Linked DNA regions of Homo sapiens: region 1 is linked to region 2. A link is an interaction called in ENCODE POLR2A ChIA-PET data of the cell type or tissue named here. Cell type or tissue: OCI-LY7. All regions are shown on one strand. Each heading gives the region's core, and the rest is flanking DNA. Links, peaks and the distances in the headings are about the cores only.

Region 1 (16,716 bases), core at 4,407-12,406, 150 kb after region 2:
CAAACAAAAAAGACTGAACATTGATCCAAACAAAGTTATGATGATATATCTGCAGCAGAAGGATAAGGGCAACCCGAAGTAGGTGCACAGGGTAGGGCAAAGGATGGTGTTGGAAGACAGCTCAATCTTTATCTTCTACAGTGGAGTCCAAAATTAATGTCAAAAATTGAAAAGCGAGGAGGTAGCAGTATAAGCATATTAAAGATATATAGGGGGAAAAGCAAAAGAATTAAAGATTTAAAAGTGGTGGTCTCAGGGCAGCAGAAAATGGGGAGGGTGGGGAGCTTTTTAAAATAACAAGCCCTAGAAATGCTTAACTCTTTAAAATACAAACATATGAGCTGGGCGCAGTGGCTCACATCTGTAATCCCAGCACTTTGGGAGGCTGAGACGGGTGGATCACCTGAGGTCAGGAGTTCAAGACCAGCCTGGCCAACATAGTGAAACCCTGTCTCTACTAAAAATACAAAAAATTAGCTGGGCATGGTGGCGGGTGCCTGTAATCCCAGCTACTAGGGAGGCTGAGGCAGGAGAATCACTTGAACCCGGGAGGTGGACGTTGAGTGAGCCAAGATCGCGCCATTGCACTCCAGTCTGGGCAACAAGAGTGAAATTCCATCTCAAAAAAAAAAAAAAAATACACACATGTGTAACTGATAAAAATAAAAATTACATAGATTTAATCATGAAAGCATAAAAGTAAAGTAAAGAAGTGGCCCAGAACAGTAAAGTTTCTGAAAGTCTGACATTCAGACATGGTTGTAAAAACTAAAGGTGTTTAACTTTAAAACACACACACATACCTTGGCACACACTAAAGGCCAATTTCGGTTTTTTATTCTGTTTGGCTAATGGGTGCAGAATCAGAACAATGAAGTTACATGGACACAGAGCTCGGTAGTGCAAAATGAAATTTCTAATAACTGCCTGAATGTAGAACAAATGCCTCAGGAAGCAGTAAGTTATCTGTTGCTGGAAGTGTTTAAACAAAGACTGAACAAAATCCACGTAGAGTATGTGACATAAAATTCATGGCTACCTTGGTAGACCTCTTAAGCCCCTGACAGTTGTGTAATTCTGTAAAAGGATTCCATGTGACAATTTCCTTTGAATCAGTATCATTCTAAAATAGGACTAGAAACACTGGTAGGTGAAGAAGCTCAGGCACTCGGTACATTTGTGCTTCTTTTTCCTTTTATCCCACCTCCACCTCCTTTCAGCTTTTGGCTTTTCATTTCAAAAGTCTTAAATATATTTACATTTTATTAAAAATTACCTAAAACATTTTTGGAACCAAATGAGATTTAAAAACTTAAAGAGCATAAACAGAAAATGTATGTCTGAATGGGAGAAAGCTGGAAGATAAATGGAAAGGTGGTCTGATGTAGTGGTAGGAAACAAATTGAATACTTGGGTGTCCCTGAATCCATTCTGGACCCTGTAGTTAGTCCATGGCCATGGAACACTAAACAGGTCACTGTGCCCAGTTAGGTATGAGACTTTGGGACTATGGCAAGAGCACATGGATTTCCTGGCAGGGTAACAGGGCAGAGATACATGACTAAGTCATAAACACATAAGAGCAACAAAAGAGCCACCATAGGTTAGTCAACAACGACAGAAGAATACTTTCGATGTGTTCTACTTTAAAATTTCTAGAATCTGCTCTATCAAAGAAGAAAACTCATTTATTAGCTTAAAAGCTGGTCATTTCAACATGAAAATTAAAATATTACCCATATTATAGGTACAATCTTTTCTATGGGACTGCCTCAAAAGCCATTGTGACTTGCATACAGGCATCTGAAGCTTTGTTATTTTCTTACTCAAGGACAGTATTTTTTTCACTCTGTATAATAAAATGCTGTCATGCCTACAGACACAATAACTTTATCCTAAAGTTTACTGAACTTCATCCTTACCAGTGAAGCACAAACACAAACCAAACTTCAAAAATAACATCTATGTTCCTTTAGGGCACTTTTGTATTTCTAGTTTTTAGTTTTGAAAATTAGTTTAAAATCTAGCAAGGAATTATCAGTGTTTTACACCTTGTAAACTATACTAATATTTAGCTATATAAGAAACACAGGGCCAGGCGTGGTGGCTCACACCTGTAATCCCAGCACTTTGGGAAGCCAACGCAGGCGGATCACCTGAGGTCAGGAGTTCGAGACCACCCGATCAACATGGTGAAACCCCGTCTCAACTAAAAATAAAAAAATAAAATTAGCTGGGCATGGTGGCGGGCGCCTGTAGTCTCAGCTACTTGGGAGGCTGAGATAGGAGAATCACTTGAACCTGGGAGGCAGAGGCTGCAGTGAGCCGAGATCGTGCCATTGCACTCCAGCCTGAGCGACAAAGTGAGACTCCCTCTCAAAAAAAAAAAAAAAAAAAAAAGAGAGAGAGAGAAACACAGATTCAGCTGGGCTCTGGCACACTGACAAAGCTACACCCCTCCGTAGCATCTCCCTTAACAGACTGCACACTTACAGAAGGAAAAGTCTCATTCTTTGTTGAGCCCAGTACTTAGCCTGACAGCACACCAGCCCATGAACATTGAACAGAACCAAAGCATGCAGCCAGCTTGGGATTCTCTTTTTATTCTACCGATATTCTCGGTTCTTTTATTTTACTTTTCAGCATCTTCCCTTTGTCCTGAGTTTCCTCATTGCTGCAATGGGCAGAAGCAGTGCTGCTTGTCATCTTCCAGGTCACACTCTGAACAAAATACTTAAGACTGGAGCTTTACCCAGTCTACTCCCAGGCAGGCACTGAGAAAATGGGCCAGAAGAGCTTTCATTATGCTCTGTGGGCCAGAAACAAGAGGTGTGTTGCAGGGAAATGGGGGAAGGCGGTGTGGCAGAAGGGAAAGAAGGCCCTCATTCTTATATAATAAATCTATCGTCCAGTGCTGATTACCTGTCATACTGAGGTTTTGATGAGGCCCAGAGGGTTCTAGCTTATGATGTGCCTTTTTTCCTGATTGGTTAATATTAATGTATACACCAAGACTTCATTATAACCTAGGAACACATGCTAGCAAGGTAGAATTCAAAAGCCCACCAGAATTAAACAGTTTGAACGGCAGCTAGTTTTAATTTTCAGGTTCATTCCCATTTCTCTCCATTGGCAAGTTGTATTTGTTTTAACCATAATCTTGACAAGTATCAGCACCACAAACTAAATGTTTAGTCTCTGAATACTCCATCCCTGTTCCATATGTATTCAATAAACATTTATTGAGGATCTATTATTTGCTTGGCCCATCATCCCTATCCTCAATTCTTTCTCCAACCAAAGATAGCATTCCATCTCCGAATGGTCATTTGGAGTTTAAGTGATAACTGTAACTGCCCCTCTGCTGCAGCAGACTTGAAGAAAGGAGAAAATCCTCCAGTGCAGATCATAGCTCCCCTTCTTGCTGTTGGCCCAGCTGACCCCATAGCAGTTCATATTATCAAGTTTCAAACTTGAAGGATTCTTTTGTCAATCATTTACCCTACCTAATATCCCTTGGAGATCTCAAATCACTAATCTGAGAAACAATGATTCACGTGAAAGGGTTTTAAGTTATAATATACTTGAGTGACTTGAAATTTATCTACTTTTGCCAATATCTTAAAGAAGAACATGAAGTTTGTGATGCACTTAAAGTCAGTTTCAGAGCTGAGTGATTCTTAGTTAAGAGTCACCTGATCCAACAACCTTATTGTTGCTTCTGGTTTCACCATAATCACTTTTGTTGTCATTTGGGAGAATGAAATTGAGAAGCAGTATTTCAAGCAGTGTTACTCAAAGTGTGCTGTGTAGGAGAGCAGTTCAAGATATAGTGAAAAAAATTTTAAAGGACAGATAAGTCCAATAAAGGCCAGTTAAGCAAAGTTAAACTGGTTTCCTGGGAGGCAGGGCAATGACCCTAAATATGTTAATATGCATGATTACTTTTCAAATGGGGTTGGGAGGCCAGTGAGGGGGTGGTATGAAGTGAGCAAGAAGAACCTCTCAAACTTTTCTGACCTCAGAACCCTTTTTTTGGCAGAACACCTTGTAGCCCTGGTGCTTTGGAAGCACATACTTGGGAGAAATCCTGATTAAGATATTCTTACATAAGAAACATTTAAATCTTTCAAAGTGATGGCATGTAGAGCACCATCTATCATATCTTAGAGCCTGATTTAAGTAGCAGATCCTTCCTCACCCAGAAGTCTCCCAGCTCAATTTGCTTGTTGCAACCTCAAGATAAATAAGTGTTTCCACTTGGTCTTGGTTTACTTTCTCAGATCACATTAAACTATAAACTTTTTAAACTAGCAGCAAACTAGAATTGCTTTCAGTTTTAAAATGAAGTGCCTTATTAAAGTATTATTTCCAAACTTTCATAACTGAAATCTGCTTCTATCAGCAGTGTACACTGAAAAATGTTTTTCTTGATTAAAACTATGGCTAGTTTCAAAATATGTCAAAATATACTTAAAACTTGGTATCTTTAGAATTGTCTTCCAACACCTGTGGTTTCAGAATTGTCATGAAAATACAAAACCACATGCAAAATAGATTTGGAAAAACTTTGAGGCTTAGCAAGCAAGGAATAAAACTCTCTTAAATATGCTGAGTTTTTAAAATGAAGTTTATTATTTTAAAAATTCCAGCTCTTGCTCTGATGGTAGGAATCTCTGCCTTCGTAATTTGATCTTAATGTGCACACTAATCATTTGTGCTCCAGAGTCAACTTTATTGAGGCCATTTTCTTCACCCTTTCCTCTCTTACTGCTCTCCAGAGCCTTGTTGGCACTCAATATTAATAACACAAGCATCAATTATATTAACCCTTTCGAAGGCCATGAATCTCCAAAGACTGACTAAACATATAAATATCCATTACTTATTTAAAAGTGTATTTTCAGGAATTGGTGAATTATGGGGAAAGAACACAATTACAGTAACAAGTAGTAAACTTGCTGTCATGACAGACTTGTTCAGACTTAGTTCTTAGAAGAAAATATGGAAGGGCCCTGGAGGATACGCACAGTAGCCATTGGTCCTTACTTAGAGTCTGAAGTTTATAACCACCACTTTCAGACTCTGCTCCAAACTGTCGTACCCTGGCCTCTATAGTTTGAGGTGCACTGATTTAAAACCAACCTACACATAGACTTTAAAGAGAGAACAAACAGGCGTGGTGGCTCACACCTGTAATGCCAGCATTTTGGGAGGCCTAGGCGGGCGGATCACCTGAGGTCAGGAATTTGAGACCAGCCTGGCCAACATGGTGAAACCCCCTCTCTACCAAAAAAAAAAAACAAAAACAAAAACAAAAATTAGCCAGGTGTTGTGGTTGGCGCCTATAATCCCAGCTACTTGGGAGGCTGAGGCATGAGAATCCCTTGAATCCGGGAGGTAGGGGTTGCAGTGAGCCAAGACTGCGCCGCTGCACTCCAGCCTAGGCAACAGTGCAAAACTCCATCCCAAAAAACAAAACAAAACAACAAACAGCAAACAGCACACACAACCTCTGAAATTAAGAGACAAAAAAGTGGTATCTAAGGTACATTCAATCTACCATTTAATATAGCAGTCCTTGGAACAGCAGAGGGAAATACAGCAGGAAGTGCACAGGCTTGGAACTACTCCCAGTTTTACACTACTTGGGCGATCCTAGTCAAGGTACCTAGCCTTTCTGAGTTTCTGTTTCCTCCTCTGTAAAATGAGGCTAACTGGGACCCACCTCAGAGTTATGAGAATAAAATGAGAACTGCATGTAAAGCGCTTAGCCCAGAGGCTACCACACAGTAAATCCCCAGCAATGACTGGTGTTCTCTATATTCTATATGCTCATGACTTAAAGCATTTTCTGAAATCCAGTTCTGGGTCTTCAATTCCCTATGGAAAATACCGCCTGGAGGTATTAATATCAGTACCACCTCCAGTCAGTCCATACAAAATTGAATTCATCTTCCCCTCTCCACAAACTAGTCCCCATCTCAACTAACATGTCTAGCCATTATAATACCCTTCTTCCATGATGTGGCGTTCAAAACATCTGTTCTTTCCTTCTCTTTCATCCCACATATCCAGATTAAGTCAGGAAGGTCTATTTTATTTTGACTCCACAATAACTCTTCTCTGTTTCCTGTTTACACTGGTATGAGTTACTGAACAGCTCCCTGGGCGGCCTCTGCCTTCTATTTCTCCCATTCAGGTGCAGTTATGCTGTCAAATTAATCTTCCTTAAACCACTCTGAAAACTCCTCCATGGCTGCCCATTTTCCTCCCCTTCAAATATGAATGCCTTCCCCAAATGCAACATAACATCTCTTCACTCCACTCTGGTCAGGTCTCCTTTCCATACTGACAAGCAGCAAGTTATTGTCTGCTTCCTTGCCTTTGACCAACTGTTCTTTACACTGGAATTCCTCTCCCTGCTTTCTACTAAAATCTGTCTGCCCTTCACTTTTTCTAAACCCCATTCTTCCAGACCAGATCTTTTGCTGGAGAATCATTTTCAGGAAGCCAACTCCCCAACTATTCTTTCCTCTCTTGGTTTCCCCGTCCCCTGAACTCCTTGCCACCCAATTTAGCCTCTAATTATTTATGTTTGTTTCTCTCTTTGCACTCATTTTCTAGACACAGTTTACAATCTGGGAGCCAGGCACGGTAGCTCATGCCTGTAATCCCAGCACTTCGGAGGCCAAGATGGGTGGATCCCTTGAGCCCAGGAATTTGAGGCCAGCCTGGGCAACATAGGGAGACAAGACCTCGTCTCTACAAAAAAATACAGGCCAGGCACAGTGGCTCACGCCTGTAATCTCGGCACTTTGGGAGGCCAAGGCGGGCAGACCATCTGAGGTCAGGAGTTTGAGACCAGCCTGATCAACATGGTGAAACCCCATCTCTACCAGAAATACAAAATTAGCCAGGCGTGGTGGCACATGCTTGTAATCGCAGCTACTTGGGAGGCTGAGGCAGGAGACTCGCTTGAACCCGGGATGCGGAGGTTGCAGTGAGCTGAGATCATGCCACTGTACTCCAGTATGGGCAACAAGAGCGAAACTCCGTCTCAAAGAAAACAAAAACAAAAACAAAAAAAGGCCGGGCGCAGTGGCTCACACCTGTAATCCCAGCACTTTGGGAGGCCAAGGCGGGTGGATTACCTGAGGTCAGGAGTTCGAGAGCAGCCTGACCAACATGGTGAAATCCCACCTCTACTAAAATACAAAAATTAGCCCTCTGTCGTGGTGGGCACCTGTAATCCCAGCTACTCAGGAGGCTGAGGCAGGAGAATGCTTGAACCTGGGAGGTGGAGGTTAAAGTGAGCTGAGATCACGCCACTGCACTTCAGCCTGGGTGACACAGCAAGAGTCCATCTCAAAAAATAATAAAATAAAATAAAATAAAATAAAATAAAATAAAATAAAATAAAATAAAATAAAAATAATACAAAAATTAGCTGGGCGTGGTAGTGCATGCCTGTAGTCCCAGCTACTTGGGAAGCTCAACCAGGAGGATAGCTTGAGCCCAGGAGATTGATGCTGCAGTGAGCTGAGATCTCACCACCGCACTCCAACCTGGGTGACAGAGAGAGACCCTGTCTCAAAAAAAAAAAAAAAGAGTTTCCAGCCATTTTGTAATCTTAAGAATGAAAGCCATATGCTTACATAATGAAACCAAAAGGAGAGTGGGTCTTTGATAAACGAGGAGTCTCATATTAGCCCTGAAACACTACTTCTGGACTTACTTTGGGTAAGAAATACATTTTTATCTGGTTTATCTAGTTTCTTTCAGTTTTCTGTCATATGCAGCTGGATCTAACTCTTAAATGATACTCTGTCTCACAATAAAATTACCACAAGAATATAAACCAGGCTGGGTGTGGTGGCTCATGCCTGTAATTCCAGCACTTTGAGAGGCTGAGGTGGGCAGATCACTTGAGCTCAGGAGTTCAAGACCAGCCTGGGCAACATGGCAAAACTCCATCTCTACAAAAAATACAAAAATTAGCAGGCATGGTGGTACATGCCTGCAGTCCCAGCTACTCGGGAGGCTGAGGTGGGAGGATTGCTTGAGTCTGGGAGGTGGAGGTTGCAGTGAGCCGAGATCCACTACTGCACTCCAGCCAGGGTGACAGAGCAAGACCCTGTCTCAAAAATAAAAATAAAATTTTTGGAAGTCAGGGTACCTTTCCAAAACTCAAACACAAAAACATTTTTAAGGGAAGGATTAATGGTTATTAGAACATCAGGGAGATTTAGTTTACATTAATATTGTAATTTCTGAGATACATTCATGAGTTGTGCAGTTTGCTAAAAGTATCTGAGGCAAGTTTTATTATTGTTTATATTTTATAGCTGGTGAAACTCAGGCACCAAAGGTTAAAGAATGTGGTCCAAATAACTCAACTAGTGATAAGGTGGGATTCAAATTGATATAGTCTGGCTATAGAGCCCACCCTCCTGCCAGTACACAATGATGTTCAATCCTCTGGATTCTAACAGCTGTTTAGAGAAGAAATAGTGAAAGGACTTCTGAGGAAGGCAAAAGGCTACTCAATGACTAAGGCAGGACCATTTAGTTGGCAATGAGGAAGTATAACAGACTAAATTCAAATGGATTTTATTAAGAAACAGGAAGAAAGTTTTACAGCAAATATATGATGTTTTAAATTAAACTTTTTGCCATTATAAATAATGCTACAATAAAAAGATTCTTACATATAGCATTACTCAACTTTAGAATTACCAAATAAAGGATGTTAACTTTTTTATGGCTCTTAATGTATCTCAAGAGGGTCATTCCAATTTATTCAGCAAATCAATAAAGTATATTTGAGTCAAAACCACTTGGGCAATTAATATTATTTTGTTAACTATTACCAAAGTTACAGCTGTGAAAGGATGCCTCTATGCTTTAATTTGGTTGTTAACAAGATTGAACATATTTACACACTGGTTTATTTCCTTCTGTAAATTATGTATTGCAAGGATGCATTTTATATACTGTGAGAACTCTTTATATCAGAGATATTCTAAATAATGACATGACTTTTCAGTTTAATTATTAAAAAAAAAAAAAAACAAAAAAACCTGAAAGTAAGCAGGTTAAAACAAAAGAAAACAGAGGCTCTCTTTTTTTCCCTCTTTAGTGGATTGTACTCATTATTACAGCTCCTTAAGTGTATCAGCTGGAGGTGGAAAAAAAATAAGGAAAATAAAAACTATCAGTTTTTTGATACTCAATTTTGAAACAGAGATAAACACAGACAGAAGTGAGACTTCAAAAGAGGTAGAAAAGGAGATTGTAAGCTAGAGAGAGAAGAGGTTATACTAACAGCCAAGGTGCTCTTGAAGGACCATGGCCTGCAAGAATACTAACTCACCACTTAACCATTATTCCAACCTCAAATGCTCTTCTTCATCTGAAGCTGTCCTTAGCTCAGAATGGGAAAGATGCAGTGGGGGTGAGCAAAAAAGAAAGACAGGGGTTTCAGCAATGGCTTGAGCAGCATCACTAGGACAAGAAGATAACTAACTGTGTGACTTTGAACTACGAACTGTGAAGTTCATAATGGGGCTATAAGTAAAATGTTAGGAAACACTATAGAAGTCTGATTTAAAGACAAAAGAAAATGGCAAAACCATAGCAGATAGTATTGGCTGCCTACCCAGTCACCACGCCCAATCCTGCATCCCTGCCGCCACCTTGCTGGCAAAGTCCTCCTTTTGTTCCGGTGTTGCCCTGCCCCTCACTTGACTCAGAGGGAAGTCCTGGTTACTCTAAATCAATTGCAGAGTCCTTTGCCTTCCTCTTGTTAGAGCTTGTTTAGGGATAAGTGTGCAGCCCTCTCTAATTCCCATGAAAGGAAAACCACTGGAGATTGTCAGCTCAGCAAAAGACGGTAAGAAGAGCCATAGCCATCTTGGGATCTTGAGGGGAGCTAATTAAGAAAAAGCTACCTTCCGTAAAATGACAAAAAAGAAACAAGGAGAGAACTTACGTCCTTGCTGACATCAAGCCACTGAACTAACCAACCTGAAAGCTACCCTACCCCTTGACCTATAGGAGATAATCAATTTTCCTTAATGTTTTAGCTATTTGGATTTAAGGGTTTTTTTTATTATTATTATTTGTTTGTTTCTTTGTTTAAGACAGGGTCTCAGCCAGGCACAGTGGCTCACGCCTATAATCCCAGCACTTTGGGAGGCCGAGGCAGGCAGATCACAAGGTCAGGAGTTCGAGACCAGCCTGGCCAACATAGAAACCTCATCTCTACTAAAAATACATAAAATTAGCCAGGTGTGGTGGCGGGTACCTGTAGTCCAAGCTACTTGGAGGCTGAGGCAGGAGAATCGCTTAAACCCGGGAGGCGGAGATTGCAGTGAGCTGAGATTGTGTCACTGCACTCCAGCCTGGGCAACAGAGCGAGACTCTGTCTCAAAAAAAAATAAAGACAGGGTCTGGCTCTGCCACCCAGGCCGGAATACAGGCACGATCATAGCTCAATGCAGCCTCAACCTCCCAGACTCAAGAGATCTTCCTCCCACCTCAGCCTCCTGAGTAGCTGAGACCAAAAGCACACGACACCATACCTGGCTAATTTGTTTTGCTATTTTTTGTAGAGATGGGTCTCACTATATTGCCCAGGATGGTCTAGAACTCCTGGCTTCAAGTAATCCTCCTGCCTCAGCCTCCCAAAGTGTTGGGATTATACGTGTGAGCCACCAAACCCAGCCTTTTTTATTTCTTATAGCTGTAACATCATAAGTAGTTCAAAATGAAGAATTTTCTGAGATCATAATCATGATTATATTATCACAAATCTACAAAAACAAACAAACTTTAATACCTTCCCTGCTACTTAAATATCTTGAAGTAATCATGTTTCCAATTTTTCCATCTTCCTGCTGGTTTTTTTACTTTACATATTATAAACATATCCAGAAGTCAAACACTTCCATTTAATAATTTTCAGCATTTCTGGCAACCTTAAAAATTTGAATAAAAGTTGCTTTTAAGGGTTTTCCTACTAAATAAGTCTAAATATCTGGTTGTGGGATATTGTAGAGAGTAACTAAAAGGAATAATAATATTTTCACAAAAAAATAAATTCCAGGGGTTTATCAACCAAATGTTTGTTAAATGAATCCTATTATACAACATTATCATATTATACAATTACAAAGGAGTCCCCCAGAGGGGAAAAACTGGCATCCCTCTATTGAGTATAATAAAACATACTGAAAAATGTAAATCTGTTTTTTAAATTGCCAAAAAAATTACTAAATTTTACACAATGCATAAATTCAAAATTGGAACATTATGCTATGCTATATTCCAAATAAATTAGAAAACAAAAAGTATCAAAAAGGAGGAAATATTACTGTGTCAAAAACTTTAACCATCTTCACAGAGTGAATTCCCACAGCAGAGATAACAATGTCTAACTCTTTAATGACTTAAATTTTTCACCAGCTCAAACACGTTTTCTTTACAACGCTTGCCATAAAGTCTCACCCATTTGTGCCTGCTATAAAAACATCACCACTGTAAATCTGACTGGTCCATTACTTGAGCGCACTAGCCCTTTCCTGTCCACCTTGACCCAGTAACTTACACCTTTATAAGTATACTTGCTCCATACGTGACATGTATACCTTCAACAGACAAGCTGCTTAAGAGAGCCCTGAACATGCTGTTAAGAGTCTTCCAAAGAAGAATCGTTTTAAAATTCTTATAATGAATTTTAAAACCCCAGTGTTCTAAGGTAGGAGTTCAATCACCTCTATCCATGGAGGGAAACAGAATATCTGTTAATTCATTCAAATATTTCATGAGTACCTACCATGTATTGGTACCAGCTAAGCACCAAGATGGCAATAAACAAAGCAAACACGGCCCCTCTCTTCATCAACTCAGCCTAGAGCAAGGGTCAGCAAACATTTTCTGTAAAGGGACACAGAGTAAATATTTATGCTTGCAGGCCATAAGGCCTCTGTCACAACTACTCAACTCTGACACTGTCATATGAAAGCAGCTATAGACAAGTAAATGAATTAATATGACTGTGTCCCAATAAAACCTTGTGAATGAAATTAAAATTTCATAATTTATTAAATAAATTTCTCATGAAATCATATTCTTTTGATTTGTTTCAACCACTTAAAAACGTAAAGACCATTCTTAGCTCGTAAGCCATAAAAAACAGGTAGCAGGTCAGATTTGGCCCATGGGCTGTAGTTTGCCGCCACCTAGTCTAGACATTAATATTAACTGTAAAATTACGTGTTTACTGCTTTAAGTGCTCACAGGGAAAACACATAAGGCTATGAGAGTTTAATGAGGAGACATGGCCTAGTTTGAAGGGATCAGAAAAGGCTTTTCCAAGGAAGTGACTTTCAGACTGAAACTTAAAGCAACCAGCCAAAAGCCAGGGAGCAAAGCAAAGAGCCTCCTAGACAAGTGAACCACATATGCAAAAGCCCTCTAAGAGGAAGGAATACAACCAACTGAAGAATCTGTGAGGCTGCAGTGCAATGAGCAAAGAAAAGCACACCACAAGGTGACCCTATAGAGAGATGGAGAACAGCCACACACAGGGTCTTGTTGTCCAGGGTCAAGGGTTCTGGTCTTTGTCCTAAGAGCAATGGGAAACCATTAAAGGGTTTTAAGTAGGAGAGGAACACAATTAGCTTGGGATTTTTCAAAGATCACCAAGACTGCAATACGAAGAAAAATTAGAAGGGAGCATGAACAGTTACGGAGAGATCTGTAACCAAGGTACTGGGCTGGAGATGACAGAGGCTTGAACCGGAGTGCTGGCAGTGACGTTGAGAAGGTCAAAGAGGCAAGATGTGGTGACTAGATATAGAAGAGTGAGAGGCAGGTTCCCTACAGGACTCGAGTCTCCAGTTTCCACAACCAGGGCATTGGTATCATTCGGTGAACCAGAGATAAAGTACTGAAAAAGCCGGGGGTGAGGGGTACGATTTTGAGGACAGATTTAAACATGCTGAGTTTGAGTTGCCTGTACAATATTCTAGTGTAAATGCTAATTAATCAGTTGGATATAAGGATCAGCGACCAGGACAGTAATTTAGTTTGGGAACTGTTAACATACAGACTGTAACTGAAGCCATACGAGGGATGAAATTACCTAGAGAAAGGGTAAGGAAGAGTGGCTCTCAAACTTGGTGACACACGAGGGCTACCAGGGGAACTTTTAAAAGTTTTGATGCTGGCTACTCTGGGTGTACTATTATGGGTTAGCCCTGCTCTGCAAGAAGCACTTATAAAACAGAAAAAAAAACTTTTTTTGATGCCCAGCCCGCAGTCTTGGACCAATACATAAGAATCTTTGGGAATAGGACCCAGGCATCACTTCCATAACATTTGTAAACTTCTCCAAGTGATTCCAATGTGCAGCCAAGGATGAAAGGAAAAGAAAGCCTGAGACATTAAGAATTAATAGTACTGTACTACAGAAAGGACAAGAGATTAAGAGATTAAGCAGGTTTCTAATCCCAGCTACCTCATAATGTATCTCTCTGACCTCAGTCTACTTCATATCTCTACATTCTAGTTTAGATCAACAGAAAAGTGATAGTAGGTTTATCTCATATATCCCCTATAGTCCCAAAAATCTGAGGCAAAATTACAAAATTGAAATATTTCATTCTTTCTTTGCAGTTTGAGCAGGGGAAAGGGGAGCATAGAAAAACAACTATCAACCAATTACTGGTAGTAGAATATATTTTTATGAATAATTTTCCCAGGCCAATAACATTTTTAAATGACTGTACTGTTAACACATCAAATAGTATTTGATAGTATAGTATTTGTTAAGCCTGGAAGCATTCTAAGTGGACTAGTTTTGCTGTACCATGCTACTCTCCAGATGGCAACTGTAGAAAGTTCAAAATGGTGGTGTGAAATTTAACTTGGAAATTCCTTAATTCAAAATTTTATCTTTAGAAAAGTAAACATTTTCTAAAGATAAAAAAGTAGGCCGGGTGCAGTGGCTCACACCTATAATCCTAGCACTTTGGGAGGCCAAGGCAGGAGCATAGTTTGAACCCGGGAGTTTGAGACCAGCCTAGGCAACATAGTGGGATCCTGTCTCTACAAAAAATTTAAAACATTAAAAAAATAGCCAGGCGTGAGCTCGTGCCTATAGTCTCAGCTACTCAGGAGGCTGAGGTGGGAGGATCACTTGAGCCCAGAAGATCAAAGCTGCAGTGAGCTATGATCATGCCATTGCACTCTAGCCTGGGTGACAAAGCAAGACCCTACTTCACAAAAAAAAAAAAAAAAAAATTAGTAAACTGCAATTTAAGATTTGGGAATTGGCCGGGCATGGAGGCTCATGCCTGTAATCCCAGCACTTTGGGAGGCTGAGGCGGGTGGATCATCTGAGGTCAGGAGTTCGAGACCACCCTGGCCAACATGGTGAAAACTCGTCTCTACTAAAAATACAAAAAAAAAAAAAAATTAGCTGGGTGTGGTGGCGAGCACCTGTAATCCCAGCTACTTGAGAAGCTGAGGCAGTAGAATCACTTGAACCCGGGAGGCAGAGGTTGCAGTGAACCGAGATTATGCCACCACACTCCAGCCTGGGCGATGAGAGCCAAACTCTGGCTCAAAAAAAAAAAAAAAATTACCATTTCTACATTATTTTCCAATTTCGAAATTAACTTTGATTTACATATTTTGAGGAGTAGATCCTCTATGCTAACAACACAGTATTCAGAAGATGAAGGAAAAAAAAGGCTTCATGCCATGACTTCTGTTCCCGTTAGATGAAGTTTACTTTGCAGGTCTTAATTTAACTGAGCAACTTTAGTCTCTGTGGGTAATTCCCACTACACTCTTCAAATTTAATTTTTACCATCTCACTTCAAACTCCACAAAGCTGATACAGATGATGGTATTATTAAAATTGTTAAAGCACAGTTAGCATATGCAAATATTAACCAGCATTTGTAAACCACTTCTGATTGTTTTTTATTACTCCCAAAACAGAATATGAGTGCTACAAAAAGACAGTTAAATATACAGCCTTCAATTTGAAGACAATGGGATGAGACAGTGGACAAATGTCTCCTAACGCTAGACAGACAAGCGGCAGTTTGTTCAACTTGAAAGATTCTCCTCCATCCCTCTTACAACATTTAAGGTTAGAACTGAAGGACACAGAACTTCACAGAACTTGCAAAATCTCCTGGCCTCTAAAGCACTGCTGTGAGAAATAATCATCTAGCCATTAAGGACAAAGACTTACGGCAATTTGCTAAGTAATCTTTCAAAAGATTCATTCAAACTGGTTTGTCAATGGGAAAGAGCATTTAATAAATCTGAAGATTTACAAGTGAAATTTGAAGTTTAACATTACAAGGATAGAAATTATGTCAGGTTATACCAGAACAAATGAATTATAGGGAGATGGGAATAAATTTTAAGAGCCTTAGGGAGGATTAGTACTGTAAAAAGAAACTCAAGACTATCTTACTTTTACGTTCCCCTCAAAAGACTTTTAGGCAAAGACTGTCCTGTGTTGGTTTGTATTGAGCAATTACCAATATTAGTAAACAACTTGTAATGGTCACTAATTTTTAAAAAATAATTTAAAAAGTTCCTTAAGAGCCCTGACTCACTAGACACTTTTAAGATCCTAGATGTACATAGCTGATACAGCACAAATTATTTTGCCAATAATCTGCTCCTCTAGCAATGAAATGCTAGTATAGAATGTGACACTTTTCTTTGATCTAAATCCTAAAACAGTATAATTATTTTGATGGAAAATCATGATACCCAGACACTGCCAAGAAAATGAAAATAATACCAGGACAGATTACAAGAGATCAAAGTTTGGAAGACCACAAACTCTTTTATGAGAATCTACAACATAGCAAGAGACTGTAAGGGAAAATAAATTATATTTCAAAAGTGAAGCCCTGCTACAAAAAGAAAATGCACTTTATTTACATTGATAAAACCTGCCAGAGCTTTAAAGTTGCTGAAGATACTGCTGAGAAAAGCTAAACTGAACTGCAGATTACCTCAAAGCACACTGTTTTCATGTGTTGTGTAGGTTATCATTAGAGTTTGCAGACAAGCTCTTTTAAGATGTTGTAGCCACTGCTCCAACTAAAACATACACATTAAGCAGGTCATCAGGAGCAAAGGAAAACCTTGAACAATTTTGCAAGCTGATGGTACCACTGAAAGAACAGGAAGGGATATAGAAAAGGCAGGTAAATTTTAACTTAAACAGTCCAGGTTTGAGTTTAGAAGAGGACAGCTTGGCAAAATTAATCAACCAGCCCATAGAATTTACAAACAGTAGATGGGTCAGGTCTAGATTCACATTCGATGCCACTTGCCAGCCAGAGGTTCAAATATATGTCTACATATTCCCTCCAGTGACTACTGCTGAGCAACTATTAAGTACAAGGTACAGTGAGGCACTGCAGTAGATACACAAATAAGGAAAACAAAAACAGTTCCTGTGCTCAAGAAGCTTACAATCCAGTAGAAGGCATGAAACAAACATATTCTGAGTGAAAATACATTTGAGACCCCTGATAGGGAGCGGTGGCTCATGTCTGTAATACCAGCACTTTGGGAGGCCGAGGTGGGTAGATCACCCGAGGTCAGGAGTTCGAGACCAGCCTGACCAACATGGCAAAACCCTGTCTCTACCAAAAATACAAAATTAGC
Region 2 (16,716 bases), core at 3,789-11,788:
GAAGAGCAATAGCAGGGCAATCAGCACTCACTGCCACAGCCTGATAGTAATAGGTGATTAACATATGTTAATTGACTGATGAAACAGAAGTCTCTTTTTCCAACCATTAGAACCCTTTAGGGGCTCAGGACATGACTATAGACACCATTTTTTCTACAACATCCCTTTAGATATTTGAATATAGTAATCATTGCTTTTCCCTTTCTCTACCCCAAGATGTCTCTTTTCCCAGTAGATATCTTCTCTAGGCTTGTCTCTGAAAACACTCTCATTCATTTATATTCCAGGTGTGGATTGACCTATAAAAAGTAATGCAGAGTAGGCAGGGCGTGGTGACTCATGCCTGTAATCCTAGAACTTTGGGAGGCCGAGGCGGGTGGATCATCTGAGGCAGGAGTTCGAGATCAGCCTGGCCAACATGGTGAAAACCGGTCTCTACTAAAAATACAAAAAAATTAGCCGGGCGTGGTGGCAGGTGTCTGTAATCCTAGCTACTCGGGAGGCTGAGGCAGGAGAATCGCTAGAACCCAGGGGGCGGAGGTTGCAGTGAGCTGAGATGGCGCCACTGCACTCCAGCCTGGGTGACAGAGTGAGACTCCATCTCAAAAAAAAAAAGTAATGCAGTCATTTCCTTTCTCCTGCTGTATATCATGTGGTCGCTATTATCAAATAGCTACCACAAAAGCACATATTGTGCCCAGACCTTGGTTTCCAAATACCAGTTTCCATTAAAAGGAACTAGGGCTCACTTGAAGACTTGGCTGATTACAGAGTTGAAACCAGGAAAGCATAAGATGAGCTTGGAACATCTGGTTGCGTCAGTGAATAAGGAAGTACTCAAAGAATGATGGGGACAGATCAAAAGTACAGGAGCCAGCTTGAATGGGCTCCCATTGGCTAAATCTGAGACAATGTGGGCATAAAAATAAATGAGGATAACAGAAAAAAGTAACAATCTGGGATTTGATATTTATTTATTTGATGAATAATCAATATTTATTCAACAAATAAATATGTATTTGATGACTAATTAAAACGTTATTTAACATATATATTATTTGATGAATAAATATTTATTTGATGAAAAACTAAGTGGGTGAGAAGAGATTTTCCTTACAGTAGAACACCAGCTAATAAATATAGGAAGAATGATGAAATTAGAAAATCATCATTATATGAAAACACCAGTAATAGCTGTTTCAGAGAAGAATGTGAATAGATAATGTGAAAAGTTGATGAGAAATAGGACTTTTACATAGTCTCAAAATATGTCTCCACAAGATACTTATTAATTACAAAGGGAGAAACAGTACATTTACATTGGAGAGACCAGGAAGATCCACCTTAGCCAAATGATCAAAGTTAGCACACAGTAATGGGACAAACGAGATCATGTGCCTCCTGATATGATGCACTGAGAAGGACACAGTTATGCCTTCTGTGGTATTCCTGCCAAAAAGGCATACCTTGGATCTAATCATGAGGAAGCTTTAGACAAACCGAAATTGAAGGTCATTCTAGAAAATAAATGGCCTGACTCTTCAAATACATCAAGGTCATGAATGACAACAAAAGACTGTGCAATTGCTCCAAGTTAAAAGAGATTAAAGAGACATGAAAATGAAATGCAATGTGTGATCCTAGATTGGATTGTTGACCAGAAAAAAAAAAAGCTTTTTTCCATAAAGAACATTAGTGGGACAACTGTTAAAATTTAAAGAAGGTCTGTAAAATGCACACGCACACACACACACACACACACACACACACATACACAGAGAGAGACCAAGAGAGATGGAGACAGAGAGAAATGGAGACAGAGCAAGAGAGAGGGAGGGAGAGGTAGGAAAAGGGAAGCAGGGGAAGGGGAAGGAGAAGGGAAGAAGGATAGAGGAGTGGAAATGAGGAGAAAAAGCAAATGCATTAAAATACTAACATTTAGGGAATGTAGATGAAGGGTATATATAAAAATTCTTTGAACTATTCTTCTAACTTTTCTGTATGTCTTTATTTTTATTCTGGTAAAATATATATAACATAAAATTTACCATTTTAACCATTTTAAAGTGTACAATTCAGTGGTATTTAGTTCATCCACAAAGTTTTGCACCCATCACCACTATACAGTTCCAGAATATTTTCATTACCCAAAAAGGAAACCGTATTTCCAATAAGCAGTAATTCCCAATTTCCCCAGTGCCTGATAAGCATGAATGTGCTTTCTGTTTCTATGGATTTTGCCTATTTTAGATATTTCATATACATGGAATCATACAATATGTGGCCATTTGTGTCTGGCTTTTTCCCCTTAGCATCATGTTTTCAAGGTTCATCCATGTTGTTGCATGTATGAGTACCTCATTTCTTTTTACAGCTGAGTAGTATTTTGTTGTATGGATATACAACATTTTGCTTATCATTCATCAGCTGATGGACATTAGTTATTTCTACTTTTTGGTTATCGTGAATAATGCTACTATGAACATTTGTGAGCAAGTTTTTCTTTGAACACCTGTTTTCAATCATTTGGGATATATACCTGCATCCCATGGTAATTCTATGTTTAACTTATCGAGAAACTGCCAAACTGTTTTCCAAGTGGTGGCACCATTTTACATTCTCACCAGCAATGTATGAGTGTTCTCGTCAACACTTCTTATTGTCTATTTGTTTGAGTATAGTCATTCTAGTGGGTTTGAAGTGGTATCTCCTTGTGGTTTTGATTTGCAATTCCCTAATGACATTGAGCATCTCTTTATGTGCTTCATGGCCATTTTTAAACTTCTTTGAAGAAATAGCTCTTCAAGTCCTTTGCTCGTTATGGGTTGTTTATTTTTTTGTTGTTAAGTAGTAAGAGTTGTTCACATATTCTGGACAGTAGACCTTTATCAGATACATGATTTGCAAATATTTTCTCCCATTTTGTGGGTTGTCTTTTTGTACTTTTGATTATGTCCCTTGAGGCAAAAATTTTCCAATTTTGATGAAGTCCAATTTATCTATTTTTCTTTCATTGCTTGTGTTTTTGGTTTCATAGCCAAGAAACAATGGCCCAATCCAAGGTCATGAAGATTTACTCCTATGAGTTCTTCTAAGAGGTTTAGGGTTTTAGCTCTTATATTTAGGTCTATTTTGAGGTAATTTACTTGTTATTTTCATAACATTTTGAGTCAATTTCCTTGTTATTTATTTCTAATTTCATTCTATTTTGACCTAGAATATACTTTATATGATTTAAATCTTTTAAAATTTACTGTGATTTGTTTTGTGGCCTAACATGGTTTAGCCTTGAGAATGATCCATGTGCACTTCAGAAGAATAGTGTTGAATAAAGTGCTCTACAGATGTCTATTATGTCTAGTTGGTGTATGATGCTCTTCAAGTCTTCTATTTTCTTCTTGATCTTCTGTCTAGTTATTCTATCCATTTTGAAAATGAAATATTGAAGTCTCAACTATTATTGTTGATTTGTCTATTTCTCCATTTAATTCTGTTAGTTTCTGTTTCGTGTACTGTGGATTCTCTTATTAGATGCACATATGCTTATTTTTTATTTTGTCACCAAGGCTGGAGTGCAGTGGCGTGATCATAGCTCACTGCAACCTCGACCTCCTGGGCTCAAGGGATCTTCCCACCTTAGCCTCCTGAGTAGCTAGAACTACCAGCACACGCCACTACACCCGACTAATTTTAAAACTTTTTGTAGAGACAGGGTCTTGTTTTGTTGCTGAGGCTGGTCTCGAACACCTAGGCTCAAGTGACCCTCCCATTTTGGCCTCCCAAAGTGTTGGGATTACAAGGGTGAGCCACTGCACTTGGCCCACATATGTTTATAATTGCTATATGTTATTGATGCATTGTTCCTTTTATGACTATAAAATGTCCTCTCTAGTAACAATTTTTGTCTTACTGGCTGTTTTGTCTGATATTTCTATAGCTACTCCAGTTCTCTTTTGATGACTATTTGCATGGAATATCTTTTTCCATCTTTTCACTTTCATCCTATTTGTGTCTTTGGACGTAAATTGAGTCTCTTGCAGATATTATATAGTTGGAGTCTGTTTTTTAATCTATGCCACTAACTCTGCCTTTTAACTGAAGAGTTTAATCCATTTACATTTTAAAAAACTGGTAAGTAAGGCCTTGCTTCTGCCATTTTGTTGTTTATTTCCTTTATATCATATCTGTGTCTTCTCTTATGTTTAATTGATTTTTCTAGTGTATTATTTTGATTCTCATTTCCTTTTATGAATGTATATTTTTAGTTATTTTGTTAATGTTACCTTGGGGGTTATAATTAACATCCTAAATTTATAATAATTTAGTTTGAATTAATACCAATTTAGCTTAAATAATGTACAAACACTGTGTTCCTATGTAGCTCCACCTTCTCCCTTTATGTTGTTATTGTCATACATTATATCTTTATACATTGTGTGTTCATTCAGATACATTTATAATTATTGTTTTATGCATTTGCCTTTTAAATCATGTAGAAAAAAAGTGAGTGACAGGCCGGGTGCGGTGGCTCACGCCTGTAATCCCAGCACTTTGGGAAGCCGAGGTGGGTGGATCACCTGAGGTCAGGAGTTCGAGACCAGCCTGGGCAACATGGTAAAACTCTGTCTCTACTAAAAAAGACAAAAATTAGCCAGATGTGGTGGCATGCACCTGTAGTCCCAGCTACTCAGGAGGCTGAGGCAGGAGAATCACTTGAACCCAGGAGGTGGAGGTTGCAGTGAGCTGAGATCATGCCACTACACTCAGCCTGAGCAACAGAGCAAGACTCCGTCTCAAATACAACAACAACAACAACAACAAATGAGTGACAAACAAAAAATACAATAATACTAGCTTTTATGTTTACCTATGTAGTTTCCTTACTGATGTTTTTATTTTTTATTTTTTTGTATAGCTAGAGTTACTTGTGTTCTTTCATTTCTTCCTGAATAATTTCCCTTAGCATTTCTCATAGGGCAGGTCTACTAGAAGCAAACTTCCTCAACTTTTGTTTGTATGAGAATGTCTTGATTTCTTTCAGTTTTTTGTTTTTATTTTATTTTATTTTTTGAGACGGAATCTCAGTCTGTCGCCCAGGCTGGAGTGCAGTGGCGAGATCTCGGCTCACAGCAGCCTCCGCCTCCCAGGTTCAAGCAATTCTCCTGCCTGAGCTGGGATTACAGGCGCCTACCACTATGCCAGCTAATTTTTGTATCTTTAGTATAGACAGGGTTTCACCATGTTGGCCAGGCTGGTCTCCAACTCCTGACCTCAGGTGATCCACCTGCCTCGGCCTCTCAAAGTGCTGGGATTACAGGTGTGAGCCATCGTGCCTGGCCTTATTTTTATTTTTTGAGACAGAGTCTTGGTCTGTTGTCCAGGCTGGAGTGCAGTGGCATGATCTCAGCTCACTGTAATCTCCACCTCCCAGGTTCAAGTGATTCTCCTGCTTCAGCCTCCCAAGTAGCTGGGATTACAGACATGTGCCATCACGCCCAGCTAATTTTTGTATTTTTAGTATAGACAAGGCTTCCTCATGTTGGCCAGGCTGGTCTTGAACTCCTGACCTCAGGTAATCCGCCTGCCTCAGCCTCCCAAAGTGCTGAGATTACAGTGGGATTACAGGTGTGAGCCACTGTGCCTGGCCTTCTTTCAGTTTTGGTGGAGAATTTTATTGAATACAGGATTCTTGATTAACAATTGTTTTTCTTTCAGGGTTACTATACATCATCCCTCATTCTGATAAATCAGGGAATAATCTTATTAAGGATCACTTATATGTAGTGAGCTGCTTCCCTCTTGCTGCACTCAATATTTTCTATGTTTCTTTGTCAACAATTTGGTTATAATCTGTTTGAGTGTGGATCTCTTTAGGTTTATTTTATGTGGAGTTTGTCGAGCTTCTTAGATGTGCATTCATGTCTTTATCACTTTTGAGGAGTTTTCAACCATTATTTCTTCAAGTATTTTTTTCTTTATAGCCCAGACCTTATAAGACAATATTTCTTCAAATATTCTTTCTGCTCCTTTCTTTCTCTCTTCTCTTTCTGGGACTCCCATTCTGTGTATGTTGGTATGCTTGAGGGTATCCCACAGGTCTCCTAGGCTCTGTTCAGTTTTCTTCACTCTTTTCTTTTTCTGCTCCTTAGACTGAATAATCTCAGTTGATCTATCTTCAAATTTGGTGATTCTTTCTTCTGCCTGCTCAAATCTGCTACTGAACCCCTCTTAGTGAATTTTTGATATCAGTTATTTTCAACTCCAGGTTTTCTATTTGGTTCCCTTTTTTATCATTTCTATATTTTTATTGATGTCTTCTATTAGGTAAAACATTGTTCTCTTGATTTTCTTTAGTTCTTTGTCCTTCACTTTCTTTGTGTCTTTGAGCATATTTAAGACAGTTGATTGAAAGTCTCTGTTTAGTAAGTCAAATATCTGGGCTTCTTCAAAGACAGTTTCTTTTTAAAAAAATTTTTTTTAAAGAGATGAAGTCTTGCTCTGTCACCCGGGCTGGAGTGCAGTGGCTCAATCTCAGCTCACTGCGGCCTTGAACTCGTGGGCTCAAGGAAGCCTCCCACCTCAGCCTCCTGAGTAGGTGGGACTACAGATGCACGCCACCATGTTCGGCTACTTTTTCTATTTTTTGGTAGACATGGGGTCTCACTATGTTGCCCAGGCTGGTCTTGAACTCCTGGCCTCAAGCAATCCTCCTGCCTCAGCCTCCCAAGGTATTGAGATTATAGGTGTGAGCCACCACGTCTGGCCAGTTTCTGTTAATTTCTACTGTTAATAGGCTGTACTTTCTTATTTCTTTGTGTACCTTGTAATTTCTTGTTGTTGAAAACTGGACATTTTGCATATTATAATGTGGCAACTCTGGAAATCAGATTCTTCCTCCTCCCTAGGGTTTGTAGTTGCTGGCTTATTGTGGGTTATCGTTGTTTATTTGTTTAATGACTTTTCTGAACTATGTATTGTAGAGACTGTATTCTTTGGTGTGTGTGTGTGTGGCCACTGAAGTCTCTGTTTTGTTAGTTTATGGTCAGCTAGTGATTTGACAGAGTTTTCCTTAAATACCTGGAGCCACAAAAAAAAAGAGATCACCTTCCAGTCTTTGCACATTCATTCTTTATGGGGGCACTGCTTAACCCTTAGCAAGACTGTTTACAACTCTGCTCTAGCCTTTACTTCCTGCTTGCATCGAAAGGTTAGCCAGAAGCGAACGTTTGTGGTCTTCTCAGGTCCTTCCTGTGTCAAGCCCTGGGCATGTGTGTGGCCTTGGACATTTCCTAGTATATGCAGGAGCTTTTGAAAGCTGTTATTCCTCCGTGTATGTCCTTTTCTAGCCTCTTCTTTCCCAGGCTTCCATCTGTCTGCCGTTTGCCGCATCTGTTATTCTTCACCACAGGTTGCTGCAGCTAGTATATAAGCCTTTAAGTGCCATTGACAAATGTCACTTGGGAGATCACTTCAACCCTAAGAAGCTTCTGAGGCATGTGACACAAAGATAAACCCCTGAGTTGATCATTCAGGGAGCCACCAGACAATTCAAAACACACAACCACAATTTTTTTTTTGAGAACAAGGTCTAACCACACATTGCTTACTTGGGCATTGGCAAGCCACATCAGAAACATGAGCCACCACTTTCACAGATGCTGCTAAGCTGGTGAGTGGAGATGGTATGCAGATAAGTTAACATGCCTCAATGCTCTTACTGAAATGTCTTTATTTAGCATTTGCCTAGGTGTGTAAGTTCTTTATTAGATTCTAGAATTTGGTAAAAATTGATTGGACAGTTTTTGTCAATTTGATCATCGTTTTTGTGGAATGATGGAGTTTTGGAATTTCCTGCTCTGCCATTTCAATCATATCATCCCACCATTAGCTTTTTTTTTTTTTTTAAATGGAGTCTTGCTCTGTCGCCCAGGCTGGAGTGCAGTGGCACATTCTCGGCTCACTGCAACCTCCGCCTCCCCGATTCAAGAGATTCTCCTGCCTCAGCCTCCCGAGTAGCTGGGATTGCAGGTGCCCGCCATCACACCCAGCTAATTTTTTGTATTTTTAGTAGAGATGTAGTTTCACCATGTTGCCCAGGCTGGTTTCAAACTCCTCACCTCAAGTGATCCACCCGCCTTGGCCTCCCAAAGTCCTAGGATTACAGATGTGAGCCACCGCGCCTAGCCACCATTAGCTTTTATACATAAAACTAGCGTGGAGACTCTAGCTTGTTCTGTTCACTTTTATATTCTTGGCTTCTAACACGTAGTAGGTACTCATTAAATATCTGTTAGCTAATGAATGAGTGAAATGAAAAAATTATCATTGTCTTACACAATCCCTATAAAACATGACTATTCCCATTTTACAAAGGAAGATCCTGAGCCTCAAAAAGCTTTTGTGGCTTTCGCAGGTTACCCAGCTTCTACAGCAAGAGGCAGAGACAGATTCAAATCTATATCCATAGTGCCAAACCTTTGTTCTCTTCCTTATACGATGCTGTCTCCTTTAGGCATCAGAAAATAAGGAGATAACAACTCTGTTGTATTTAACTGCTTTCGAAGCATATTCCTATCCCCTAAGTTCATTTATTTATCATCGTAGTCCTACAGCACAGGCTGAGCATATAACATTTTATAGTCAAGAAAATAGGCAGAGAGGACAAACAACCCATGACTGGACTGGAGGCACTGGCAATAAATTCAAATACTCCAAATCCTACATCAGTGCTTTTTCTGTTATTTTATCTTGTCTCTTTATGAAAGTAAATACGGCTTCATCTTAAAGTGGTTCTTTCCAGGTGAAAAGTAAATTATTTTCCAATGCAGCATTGCATGCAAACCAGGACCTGGAGATTCACGCTTCACTCCTGTCTTTCTTTCACTTGGCCCCTTACACCAACCAATCATCCGTTTTTGATGATTCTATCCCTCCATTAGCTTTTAAATATATCCCTTTCTCTCCATTCTTTTTTTTTTTTTTTTTTTTTTGAGATGAGTCCTGCTCTGTCACCCAGGCTGGAGTGCAGTGGCACAATCTTAGCTCACTGCAACCTCCGCCTCCCAGGTTCAAGCGATTCTCCTGCCTTTTCTCTCCATTCTTATTGCTAGTGCCCTAGTTGGAATTCTCATTCTGAATCACATGGTATATTTACAATGGTCTCTTCACTTTGTTTTCCTGGCCCAGAAGCAACTCACCCCATGCCATACTCCCCACTGTTGTCAGGGTAATTTTTCCCCTGAAAGGCAAATATCTCCAAACATTCCTTTGGTTAAAATCTTTCAGCAAGTCCTCATTTTCTGCAGCATAAAATCAAGACCGTTAGGGTGGCCTGCAAGACCCTCGAGATCTGATCCCTACTGACCGCTCCAATTTCATGTCCCCACACCTACACTTCAGTACAGATTCACAGACACATCATCATTTCTTCACACACGCTATTCCTCCTTGGAACACTCTCTACTTCCCTTTCCCCAAAGGCTTATTTGCTTATTACAGCCCCACCTCCCTGGCCCTCCCACCTTCAGGTGGGTCTCCCTGCTACTCCTGAGTTAACTCTGTTAGAGTGGCTGGCACACTAGATTACAATCATCTGCTTACTCCTTTGCTTCCTAAATATGGTGTGAGTTTTCAGAGAGCAGAGGCTGGGTCTCTTATTCTGGTATTCTTAGCTAATGTAGAACTCAGTGAATGTATCCGAAATAAATGAAGACTTATCTTTCTGTTTTATTTACACCCAAGAACCATGTCGTGTAACTCATAGTAGAAACAGATCTAAATAAGGTATGAGGTAACAACTTCAGTGAAAGCATCAGGAAATTACATGCTGGGACTTCCCCAGCTTAGCATCCCCAAATCCCAATTTAAGAGCCATATGTGGGTTATTTTTGCTTCCACAGTAAACTGAAGAATGCATAAACCTTCTTCTACCAGAGAATAAAATTCTATCGATCTTTGTGTTTTCCTTTCCTATCAGGTTGCTAAGAAAGCTGAAAGAATTTAAGGCTTCAATGCACTGTGACCATATTAGTCCCAGAGTCCAGCATATTTGTTTCTTCCTGTTTATGTCTTTGCTTTTATATTTTTAGTTTAATAATCTTTTCGGGCTGGGCATGGTGGCTCACACCTGTAATCTCAGCACTTTGGGAGTCTGAGTTGGGAAGATTGCTTGAATCCAGGAGTTGGAGACCAGCCTGGGCAACAAAGCGAGACCCTGCCTTTCCAAAAAAAAAAAAAAAAAAAAAAAAAGCTGGGTGTGAAGGTGCATGCCTGTAGTCTCAGCTATTCTAGAGGCTGAGGTGGGAGGATCGCTTGAGCTATGGAGTTTGAGGCTGCAGTGAGCTATGATGGGATCACTGCACTCCAGCCTGGGGTTAAAAAAAATCTTTTTGTATATATGCCTTCTTGGAAAACAAAAGCAGCATAAATATATAAACAGACACTAAAAACATATTGCATGTTATTTCTTGTTAGCATAGAAGCACACCAATGGTTAGCATGACAATGTAGAAGAGTAGAGTTGGAGTCATTGAGAGGTTTGTCTACAACTACCTAAGCGACACACGCCTTTGTTATGTGGGGAGCTGAAAACCAGAAATCATTATCAGGGAGTGGAAAACATTTTTTGCTGGCACAGATAAATATTTTCAGGACCTCTAACTCTAATGGACTCCTTCCTATCACTACAGAGATTTTACAACAGTTAGCATGGAACAGAAAAGGTAAATATTTCCAATATTCAATGAAGTAGAGAATCAGAGCTTAGATGAATTTGACCATCTGGCAAAAGCCCCCATCTCTAAATGAAGAGATGGCACACGTCATCCTGAGTATAGGCCTTCATGATTTATTTTCCCTTTCCCTCCAATTTCATTAGTCACCAAGCCTGTTGGATTTCTCGCTGGAATCCTGCTCTTTTCCAGTCCTCCTCTTAGGCCCCGGCTCAGGCTTCCTTCCTCCCAAGTCTTTCTCTTCTAGATTTCCACTCTCAACGCAGTCTCCATATGGCTAGATTGCTCCTCTGCTTACAACCTGTCACAGGCTCCCCACAACACACACTTTAGGTCTGAACACACATGTAAGAGTCCTGTATCCTCTCCAGGGTCACCTCTTGGTGCAAACGCACATCTTCTTTGCTCTGGACATCCTGAATGACTTCTGTTCCTCATGTTGCTATATGAGTGCCAAAGTGCTTCTATTCTGGGTAGAATCACCCTCCCACCCCTTCATCATCTGGCTAATCCCTGCTTATCCTTCAAGACTCAGCTGAGACAGTTTCTCCTAATGACCTCAACACCTTCCTGTGTGCTCCAAAGCACTCTCTACTATCACTGCTCTCTGCGTCCCTCATTAGGCTGTGAGCTACTTAAGATCAGGGAGTATTTAGAACTGAGCTCCCAGAATATAACTCTGGCTGACCAGAAGAGGTCTCAGGAAATGCTTGTTGAATGAAAGTGGATACATTTAGCACGCTGCTGTGAGCATGCTTAGGAAATGCATCTGAAATGGGCCTCACACATCACAATTTCCAGGAAATGTGAGACGTGCATCTCCCTAATCCCCACCTATCATTTCCATCATCCTATTATTTCAAGTCTATCATTTCTATTATTTCTTCTAATCTTTCTAATTTTATCAGATCCTCTCCACTCCTCCTCCTGACCTTTCCCTGGTCTAATAATAATAAAAAAATCCTAAATCCATTTAGATTTGACTTAGATTTGTTTTCAAATTGAAAGCCCATTGTCCTAAATTACAATTTATTAAATGGACTCTTTCCTTCCTTATTCATTTTAGGTATATTCTATTTTAAGTATAATCCCTTATAAATAATACGATTTGTTTTGGAAACTTTCTCTTCTATTCCACTGGCCTATTATCACACTGGTTTAGTTACTATCATTTTATTATCTTACCCAGCTATTTGTGTTTAATATAATTTTTTCCTGTTAAAAACTATAGAGGAATATTTTAAATATACAAATAAGCAAAGGAAAAGCTAAAATTACTCATAGTCCCACAAAACAGAGATAACCATAATCATCATTTTTATGTAAATAGATGGCTTTCACAGCTGGCTTTCACTTAACCATTTTGCCAAATAAACCGATCTTTTCCAAGCTTCTGTAGAATGTACTGGCTGATGACTGTCGTATGCTGAATGCTCCTGGAGAGGGGCTTCCACTCAGAGGCCTGTGTTCTGTGTTCTCATTCTCAGCATCAGGAGGTTGTGCTAACAAGGGTCAGGTGTGTATATTTCAACATGTTATGCCAGGTGTAGTGGTTACACTACTGCCAGGATTATTTAAATATTACGTATATTGATAAAAACAATGAATATGAAAAGAGTAGTTTCTATAAAAATTAACCCTTTGAAAAGTTGAATACCTTGCAAAGGTTCAATAAAGGTAAGTGCTAAAACTACTACTCTCAAGTTATGTGTAGGTGAGAAATACAAACATTGCAAAGAAATTATAAAAACTATAAAAAACCTGGGAACCTATATTCAGTGGGCTTTGTAAGCATTTCTAAATTTTTTAATCCATTTTAATAAATCAATATTTCATATTATTGCACTTTCGGGAGGTTACATTATTGGTGTCTTTAATGTCAAAGACAGTAGACAACTTCAGAAGAGTCAGGAGTCAGAAAGAAGAATATACCTATGTCAACAATTGGCCAATAAACATTGACATGTTGTAGTTTAAAACAATTTTCTTTTTCTTTTTCTTTTTTTGAGATGGCGTCTTGCTCTGTCACCAGGCTGGAGTGCAGTGGCACAATCTCGGCTCACTGCAACCTCCACCTCGCTGGTTCAAGCGATTCTCCTGCCTCAGCCTCCCGAGTAGCTGGGACTACAGGCATGCGCCACCACACTCAGCTAATTTTTGTATTTTTAGTAGAGACGGGGTTTCACCATGTTGGCCAGGACGGTCTCGATCTTTTGATCTGGTGATCCACCTGCCTCAGCCTCCCAAAGTGCTGGGATTACAGGCATGAGCCACCGCGCCCAGCCTTCTTTTTCTTTTGAGACGGAGTTTCACTCTTGCTGCCCGGGCTGCAGTGCAATGGCACGATCTCGGCTCACCGCAACGTATGCCTCCCGGGTTCAAGCAATTCTCCTGCCTCAGCCTCCTGAGTAGCTGGGATTACAGGCAGGTGACACCGTGCCCGGATAATTCTGTATTTTTGGTAGAGACGGGGTTTCTCCATGTTGGTCAGGCTGGTCTCAAACACCTTACCTCAGGTGATCCACCCATGTCGGCCACCCAAAATGCTGGGATTACAGGCATGAGCCACTGCACCTGGCCAAAAATTTTCATTTTCAATGATTCTCCTCCTTAACCCAGTTTTTCAATTAACCAGTTAACTACCAGTGCCTACAGGACTGAGAGAGCACCTACTATATTTTAAGATGTCTAAGAAAATTTATTTCATATAAATGAGATCATGCATTGCTTGAGCCCCTGCTTTCTTCACTATTATAAACATTAATCCAATGTATTAAATATTATTTACATTATTGTGAATGCCTGCCCAGTCCTTCCTATTGAACTTTTATTTATGCTTTTTAAAATTTAACATTAAATATGTACCTTTCTTGATTTCCTCTTTGACAGGACTAACAGGAAGCTTGGAATTTAGTCATATGCCTAGCCTGGGATTCTTACATAGCTAATCTCCTTTTCTCAATTTTTTTTCAATTTGCTTATTACACAACTTGTGTGTGTGTGTGTTAAAATTGTTTTATTTTGTTGTAAGCTGTGAGAATCCTTTCTGGAAGATGGAGTGAGTTGACCAACCTTAAATACCTAATAGCCTGTCTCCCAATGTGAGGTTACAGGATGCAACCTGAGATTGACTGAAAGCCGCTTTGTTTTGCCTCGAAGGCAGTTCCTTACTGTTGCCTCTCTAGTCTGACAGTCCTGGCCAGGGAGCTTGTAAGTACCTAGAGTGCTTTAAGTTTTCTATTGAAATTGCTGATAAGCCCATGAAATGGTCTAATAGCTTAGCTTTACTTTTTCTGGAATCCTAAATTTAACCTAGGTGAATCTGCTAAAATTATTTTTCTTGGAATTGGGACAGTAAATGAGGCACATCAAATTAAAAGCATAAAGCATTTCTTATTTTCACTACTACTTGCCACAAGTGAAAAAACAATGTGTAGAGCAAGCTTGTCCAACCCACGGCCCGCGAGACGCATGCAGCCCAGGACAGCTTTGAATGCAGCCTGACACAAATTCGTAAACTTTTTAAAAAGATTTTTTGTGTGTGCGATTTTTTTTTCTTAGCTTATCAGCTATGGTTAGTGTTAGCGTATTTTATGTGCGGCCCAAGACAATTCTTCCTCTTCCAGTGTGGCCCAGGAAAGCCAAAAGATTGGACACCCCTGGTAGAGGCAGAAACTCACTGGGTTAGTTCCACAGCATCTGATCAAAGATATGAGGCCAAAGAGCCTCTCGAGGTACTGGCTTCTTTCTGAACCCTTCAACATGTGTAAGAGTTTTGAGCTGTACAGCTATTTAAAGCAGCTAAAATTTTAATCACTACTTACATATTAAGATAGGGTGTGTAAGTTTTGTGCCTCCTGAAAGAATCCTCTAGATTTTTATTTCCTTCAATTTGAGGTTAAATACAGAGTACGCTTTCCATAGTCAAACAGAAAGAAAAGACTTTCAGGTACCTTTCAGATGTGAGGCTTTTCACAGGCTCTTTAATCATTAGGTGGTCTATATAATAGAAATTACGTAAATCTGCATCAGAACCACTCAAAAAAAGAAAGAACAGTCCAGATCGGTTAATATTCTACAGAATCTCAAATTCCTCCAGTGTTTAAGACTCCTCACGATTATTCTGTAACAACTCTTTTTGGCAGGATGGTGTAAACAACCAGGACTATCATCAGCTCACATTTGCTAATAAAAGGCAGTTTACAGTGCAGCCTCTCAAGAAAAATCCAAAATAACAAAACAAATTAGGAGAGGTTTACGGTATTCCAAAAGGTCTTCCACTTAAGAAGAACATCCCTTCCTTCGTCCCTAACATTACCTAAAATTATTGGTTTTTAAAAAGCTTGATTTTTCTAAACTTTAAATGGGGCACAGCTACTGCCTAAATGATGGCACACCACACAGTTTCACAAACGCACTAAACTCATTACAGATCCAGGCTCCAATTCACGTGCAGGGCACTGAACCAGGCACAATGAATGTCTTCCATGATGGACACTGTCCAGCGGAGGCTTTTCTTTTCTTTTTTTCTTTTTTTTTTTTTTCTGAGACCGAGTCTCGCTATGACCCCCAGGCTGGAGTGCGGTGATGCGATCTTGGCTCACTGCAAGCTCCGCCTCCCGGGTTCAGGCCATTCTCCTGCCTCAGTCTCCCGAGTAGCTGGGACTACAGGCGCCCGCCACCACGCCCGGCTTATTTTTTTGTATTTTTTTTAGTAGAGACGGGGTTTCACCGTGTTAGCCAGGATGGTCTCGATCTCCTCATCTTGTGATCTGTCCGCCTCGGCCTCCCAAAGTGCTGGGATTACAGGCGTGAGCCACCACGCCCGGCCCAGTGGAGGCTTTTCTACTCTGCCTGATGATTGAGTTCAGTTGCAATCTTAGCATTCACGCGGCAACTCAGACTCCAGCTATGAAGCCTGGCCTGGCAGTGGATGAACTTTGTACTTCAGAAATTGGTTTAGGTACATTTATAGTTGCTATTCCGAAGCCCCCAGAACATGCTGCGAGAGACAGAAAGGAACAGCTGGGAAATTCTGGGGCACCCTTGCAGCATACTGACCTAATTTGAAACGAAGATGTTGCCCATGATTTTATCAGTCACCACCCTGGGCATGGGGAAGTGTTACAACACAGTAGACAATAACATTCTTTCCTATAAAATTTTATTTATTACATAAAAAATTCTATACATTTGTTAGACTAAAATACAGTTTTCATTATAATTCTGGCAACTGAGTCAGTACACAGAGAAAACTTAGCATTAGATCAGCACTTTTCTTTCTAGTTCGTATTTCTGCACAAGAAAAACATTTCAAAGCTCCGTTTCATATAGGCTGATTGTTCTCTGAAGCCAGATGGAATTCCATCCAATTCAGAGCTCTTGGAAGTTAATTTCCCAGCAAGATTTGATAACTCCAACTCCAGAAAGTTAATTGCTTAATATACATATTTTTAAAGTCCTCTGAGAGCATAATGCTCCATCTGCAAAGTCTGCACTGTGTCAATAATGACCGTCACAAATACTAGGGCTACAACTGTGTCTGTGGGGCATGTTCAAGCACCTACATGTTTGTTCCCCCACATGAATACAGTGTAGTGACACTGTAATAAGAAAAAAATCCAAAATAATGGTAAGGTAAATGATTCCAAACTATGAATTCATGGAAGGCTTAACTGTGATCCTCCAGTTTATAATGGACAAAGACAAGACAAGATACAAAAATTCATTTTGGCACTATGAAATAGGATGCAAATGGCAAAAAAAAAAAAAGACAAAAAGGCATCAGATTGAGAAATATGTGGCACCAAAACATACTTCTCATGCCACATTACACAGCTGCGAGAAATCAAGACACACCGATGTGTGTTTTCTGCTCATATCACCCCATATGCTGGGCTGGGCTTGACACTGGATGTGAAGACTCAGTGCCTGAGAGATCAATAGCAGGTCCCTACTGTATTGACTGATCTTTAAATTTGGCCGC

The links. Peaks named below come from ENCODE experiments on the same cell type or tissue, not always from the same donor. Only the 100,000 strongest peaks of a DNase experiment are listed, where the experiment ranks them.
Region 1: POLR2A ChIA-PET joins it to region 2 with 11 read pairs; 19 of 35 experiments call an interaction of 5 or more read pairs at or near these places.

Annotation. Positions count from the first base shown.
Region 1 is chr9:105,247,460-105,264,175 of GRCh38, reverse strand. All of the region lies in intron 1 of SLC44A1 (solute carrier family 44 member 1), which reads right to left. Among named protein-coding and RNA genes, the nearest start is that of SLC44A1, 11 kb to the right of the region's middle. In OCI-LY7, for the core only: a CTCF peak has its summit at 12,220; a DNase peak (open chromatin) is centred at 4,555; H3K4me3 peaks cover 2,291 bases; H3K27ac peaks cover 2,625 bases.
Region 2 is chr9:105,396,508-105,413,223 of GRCh38, reverse strand. SLC44A1 (solute carrier family 44 member 1) reads right to left here. Exons shown (of 16, transcript NM_080546.5): 16 at 15,878-16,716. Among named protein-coding and RNA genes, the nearest start is that of FSD1L, 43 kb to the left of the region's middle. RefSeq lists a silencer at 7,550-7,750. In OCI-LY7, for the core only: a CTCF peak has its summit at 11,407 (motif pointing right); DNase peaks (open chromatin) are centred at 7,223, 7,623 and 11,433; H3K4me3 peaks cover 1,783 bases; H3K27ac peaks cover 2,659 bases.